2 separate regions of the Homo sapiens genome follow, and region 2 is linked to region 1. Evidence: read pairs that join two places in POLR2A ChIA-PET (ENCODE). Cell type or tissue: PC-9. All regions are shown on one strand. Links, peaks and the distances in the headings refer to the core of each region. The heading gives the core; the rest is flanking DNA.

Evidence for each region. Peaks named below come from ENCODE experiments on the same cell type or tissue, not always from the same donor. Only the 100,000 strongest peaks of a DNase experiment are listed, where the experiment ranks them.
Region 2: POLR2A ChIA-PET joins it to region 1 with 11 read pairs; 4 of 35 experiments call an interaction of 5 or more read pairs at or near these places.

Annotation. Positions count from the first base shown.
Region 1 is chr1:32,019,564-32,022,373 of GRCh38, forward strand. The region is part of intron 1 of KHDRBS1 (KH RNA binding domain containing, signal transduction associated 1); the gene reads left to right. Among named protein-coding and RNA genes, the nearest start is that of KHDRBS1, 7.1 kb to the left of the region's middle. In PC-9, for the core only: no CTCF peak of the experiment used is centred there; no DNase peak of the experiment used is centred there.
Region 2 is chr1:31,722,728-31,725,537 of GRCh38, forward strand. No RefSeq gene overlaps it. Among named protein-coding and RNA genes, the nearest start is that of COL16A1, 20 kb to the left of the region's middle. RefSeq lists an enhancer at 1,081-1,582 and a silencer at 1,128-1,328. In PC-9, for the core only: no CTCF peak of the experiment used is centred there; a DNase peak (open chromatin) is centred at 1,234.

The DNA of each region.
Region 1 (2,810 bases), core at 150-2,649:
AAAATATTTGTACAGCAGTGAAAATGGATGAACTATAGCTGCAGGCAACAACATGGAGAAATCTCCAAAATCTAATGTTATATGAAGAAAGTACATCCCATAAGACTACATACAGTATAATACTATTTCTATAAAACAAAGCCTAGTAAGATAAAGCAGAATATCATTAAGTATACATTTATCTGTGATATTGCAGGTTTTGTTTTTTTGTTTGTTTGTTTGTTTTGAGATTGAGTCTCGCTCTGTCGCTCACGCTGGAGTGCAGTGGCGCGATCTTGGCTGACTGCTACCTCTACCTTTCGGTTTCAAGCAGTTCTCCTGCCTCAGCCTCCCGAGTAGGTGGGATTACAGGCGCCCACCACCATGCCCGGCTGATTTTTGTATTTTTAGTAGAGATGGGGTTTCACCGTGTTGGCCAGGCTGGTCTCAAATTCCTGACCATGATCCTCCCTCTTCAGCCTCCCAAAGTGCCTGTGTTACAGGTGTGAGCCACCATGCCCAGCCCAATGCAGGTTTTGTTTGTTTGTTTGTTTTTTGTTTTTTACAAAACTAAATGTGCTTATTGGCTGGGCATGGTGGCTCATGCCTGTAATCCCAGGACTTTGGGAGGCCAAGGTGAGAGGATTGCTTGAGCCCTAGTGAGAGCTTGTCTCTACAGAAAATTTAAAAATTAGCTGAGAATGGCGGCACACACCCATAGTCCCAACTACCCGGGAGCCTGAAGCAGAAGGATCACTTGAACCCAGGAGATTGGTCTTAGGCTGAGGTGGAAGAATCGCTTGAACCCAGGAGGTCGAGGCTGCCTTGAGCTGAGATCGTGCCACTGCACTCCAGCTTGGGCAACAGTGAGATCCTGTCTCAAAAAAAAAACGTGCTTACCGTATCGTTCAACAGTTGCATTCTTGGGTATTTATTTCAGGGAAATTAAAACTCAACACAAAACCTGTACATGAATGTTCACAGCAGCTTTATTCATAGTAGCCAAAAACTGGAAACAAACCAAATGCCTCCAATAAACTGGCACACCCATACAGTGGAACAGTACTGTGCAATAAAAAAAAAAAAAAAAAGGAACTGTTAATAAATGCAGCAACTTGCTTGATCACAAGAGAATTAAGCTGAGTGAAGAAAGCCAATCTCAAAAGGTTACATACTATATGATTTCATTAATATAACATTCTTGAAGAAACAGAATAGTGGAGATGAAGACTATATTAGTGGTTGCCAGTGGTGAGAGATGAGGGAAAACGGTGACTGGCTATCAAAGGGTAAGGATCCTCATGATGGAACTGTTCTGTATCTTGACTGAGGTGGTGGTCACATGAGTCTGATTAAATTGCATAGAACTAAGCAAACAAGTACATGTAAAGGTGGTGAAATCCTAATAAAGTCAATTGTTAATTTTTTTTCCATGAAACCTGTACAACAAATTTTCTTATTTTAATGTTAATTTTCTGATTGTGATACAGATATGCAAAATGTTATGGGGAAAACTAAAGTATACAGGATCTCTGTTATTTCTTAGAACTGCATATAAATCTAAAATTGCCTTAAAATTAAAAAAAAAAATTTTCAAAGTTGCAAAGCTCTAAATTGTGCACTAAGGAAAAGATTTGGGAGACCATAGTCAATATGACAGAGTTTTCTACTGTCCTGGAATGTAAAAATTGAGCCCATATGAAAGGGCTTGTAACAGGCCTTTGGGGGATTTTTTTTTAACCAATACCCAGCCTTTCTATACCCATAGCCAATATTGTATATAATATATTATGAGTTTATATTTTTTTCTGGGTTGCTAATCAGTAGCTTCCATCAAATTCTCAGAGGGACCCATGATTCCAAAAAAAATAAAGAACCTATTGGCTTTGTGCTCTTGCTTGAAACAATAAGTAATTTGATAAATAAAACAAATGAAGTTGTTTTGCAATAGTAAGCTTATGGGACTTCTGATTCCAAAAGATGATACCAACAGAAAAGTTGAGAATTATAAATTTGGGGATGATAAAGTCATGTGAGTTGTTTAAGGGAAGTTGAGGGTGTTAACCATACTTTTTTGTATTTGTTTTTTTTTGAAACAGGTTCTCACTATGTCACTCAGGCTGGAGTGCAGTAACGCAATCTTGGCTCACTGCAACCTCTGCTTCCCGGGTTCAAGCGATTCTTGTGCCTCAGCCTCTCAAGTAACTGGGATTACAGGCGCATGACACCACACCTGGCTAATTTTTGACAGGCAGGCGGCACCACGCCTGGCTAAGTTTTGTATTTTTAGTAGAGACAAGGTTTCACTGTGTTGGCCAGGCTGGTCTTGAACTTCTGACCTCAGGTTATCTGCCTGCCTCAGCCTCCCAAAGTGCTGGGATTATAGGCGTGAGGCACCACACCCAGCGGCACATTTCTTTTTTTTTTTTTTTTAAGGAGATGGAGTCTTGCTCTGTCACCCAGGCTGGAGACTGGAGTGCAGTGGCATGATCTCGGCTCACTACAACCTCCACCTCCCGGGTTCAAGCGATTCTCCTCTCTCAGCCTCCTGAGTAGCTGAGACTACAGGAGCGCGCCACCACGCCCAACCAGTTTTTAGATTTAGCTAGAGTAAATCTTTAAATCTTTAGTAGAGACAGGGTTTCACCATAGTAGAAACAGGGTTTCACCATGTTGGCCAGGATAGTCTCGATCTCCTGCCCACCTTGGCCTCCCAAAGTGCTGGGATTACAGGTGTGAGCCACCGCGCCCCAGCCGGTACATTTCTTTTAATTCGGTTAATGATTATAGATGCCTGTTGTGTATCAAGCATTGTACTGTACTAAGAATTA
Region 2 (2,810 bases), core at 176-2,675, 300 kb before region 1:
CTGATCATGCCAGTACTCTGCTCAACACTCTTCCTTAGCTTCCCACTCTCCTTAAAGGCCAAAACCCTCAGTGGAGTCTCCTCTGCCTTAGACACTTAGCATGTGTTTTGAGGGCCTGAGAGGGTGGAAGTCTTCCCAGAGTCAGTGGCCTTGGAGGAGTGGAGGGAGGAATATGATGGGTACTGGGGACTGGATTAGAAAAGCCCCAACTGGGGGACCCCATGAGGTGCCAGGGTGGGCATGAAGAAGCCTGAAGGGAAATGAGTCCTGAGAAGCAGAAGTCAGCAGCATCCCGCACCCAGGTCCTCCCTCAGGCCACCTAATTTCCTTTTAATTGGTGCCTAATGGAAGTGATTTAAGCCCAATTAAGTTTTAACGTGTCTGTTCCAGTCTAGCCTCAACTTGCTTCCCTTCTCCCAGAGTCTAGGGCTGCAGGGGTAAGGGTAAGGGTGAGGGTAAGGGTGACCCCTTCCCCTAGTGCTGCTGAGGGAGGCCTGATACCAGTCCACAGGTCTCCTCAGGACCTTCCCCTACTTCCCCAACACCTCCTCCCTACCCACCAGTATCCCCAGGATATGTGGAGCCCAGGAACCCTGGCTTTGGACCTCCCTTGTGCGGGCACTGTGCTGGCAACTTTCCCTCCATCACCTCCTCAAGCCCTCTCCATGGCCCCATGAGGCAGGCTGTGCGGAAGTACCTCCTTTTCACAGAGGGCACTGAGTTCACTTGCTCAAGGTCACTGCCTTTGTTCTGCCTAGAGCTGTGCTGTCCGACATGGTAGCCTCACGGGAGTACTGAGCAGTCAGAAGGTGGTGAGACTGACTTGAGATGCACTGTAGCACTGTATGTATAAAACACACACGAGATTTCCAAGACTCCGTATAAAAAAAGAATGTTAAATATCTCAGTCATTTTTTATATTGATTATATGTTGAAATGATCGTTTTTTAATATATTGAATGAGATATATTATTAAAATGAATTTCACCTTTTCAAACTTTTAAAGAATGGTTACTAGAAAATTCTAAATTACATATGTCGTTTACATTGTATTTTTATTAGACATCTCCCAGGGTCTGTTCTCATGAAGGTAGGGATGGTCTGCTCATCCTTGACCCTGCCAGTCTGGAAAGCAAGAAAAGGCTGCAGCTGAGCTTGTGCGGGCGGGCCTCTCAGTCTTGTCTCCTCATCCTTTGGGTGAAGACAAGTCCCTTTCAGCACCCTGGACAGCAGCCAGGGCTGGCTTCCCACTTGGGGTTGAGGAAGGAATAACTGTGGGAGGAGTAGATTAACACCTATAAAATGCTTCCCATGAATCATCTTAAGTCATGCTCCGGATATCCAGTGAGGAAGACTGGGTAGGAGTTGTCATTATCCCAATTTTGCAGATGAGGAAATCAATGTTCAGGGAGATTTGTGTATTCCACCCTTCACCCGCTAAAGATTCACTGATGCCTGCTTCATGTGGGCCTCTGAGTGCACAAACCACAGCAAGGCCAACACAGATGACAGCAGTTCTGTGTGATCAGTGCAGTAGTGACAGTGCATGCCAAGGCCTGTGGGGGCCCAGCGAGTGCTGACTGCTGGGCCAGGGAGTTCAGGGACAGCATCACACAGGGGGCTACTTGGGCTGGGTCTGGAAGGCTGAAGGAGAGTTTCCCCTCTGTGAGGAGGAGGGAGTTTCAGGCAGAAGGAGTGGTGCATGCACAGGCATGGAGGTCAGAGAGATGGGCCAGAGGAGGGAGGCAAGGGCCACATCACCAAGGGCCTTGAACTCTAGGCTAATTCCAGGATCCACAGAAGGCATCTGAGCAGTGGCCTGGCCAGATCTGCATTTTGGAAAGATCACTTGGGCCATGTGGATGAAGGGCTGGAGACTGGAGGCAGAGAAAATGAGGGCAATGATGTGAGAAATTTGAGTCCAGGAAAGAAATGACAGGTTGTTAGATATTAGCTCAAATGGAAGGGAGATCGAGCCAACTCATTTTACAGATAGGGAAACCCATGTCAGACAGGGTCCAGTGGCCTGTCCAAGGTCACGCAGCAAGTCAGTGCCTGGGGGAGCAGGGACTGAGGGCAAGGGAGGGACAAAGCCCCCACCCCAGGAAAGCTAAGTGGCTGGTCTCAAAGCCAGCAGAGGCCTCTGCAGGTAGCTGTGGTTTGTGTTTGAGCAGAATCAACAAGGTAAATACTAAACTTCCTCTTCAACCAGATGCAAAGCAAGAATGGACAGGAGGGCAGGGACGTGCACATCACACCTCAGCCCCAGAGGGCCCCAGAGGTGGTGACCAGCGGAGCCTAAGACCAGGAAGGAGGGAGGTGCGAGCACAGGACAAGGCATTAAGAGGGCCTTTAGGTGATGGTCAGAGGAAGGAATGTGGAGTAGGATCTGCTGGTACATGGTCGGGCTTTGTTTGTGCAAACCCCCTTTTAGGAACAGGCCCCCCTTTCTCAGAGACCTGCTCCCTCTCCTCCCTCTCCCTCTCCCCCATGGTTCCTGATGGGACTGCCAATCACAGTGCCCCAGCCTCCTTCCTGGGGCCAGCCAGAGCTCTTCCTTCCTTGGGGGTTTTCTAATTGGAATTCAAGAGAGAAAGTTTCTTCCCCTCTAGGGGCAATGCTGAGTGATCGAGCTGGGAGGAGGAAGCCTGGCAGGCCCAGGGGGAAGAGGCCTTAAAGAATGAAGCCGACACACATTCGAGAGAATGCCAGGAGAGGATGAAACATGCGGTGGCACTCCTGATCCCGGGTCCCATCACGAAGGCCAGCCGCACTTGCCCACTGCTGTCCTTGCGGCAGCGCGCTCCTGG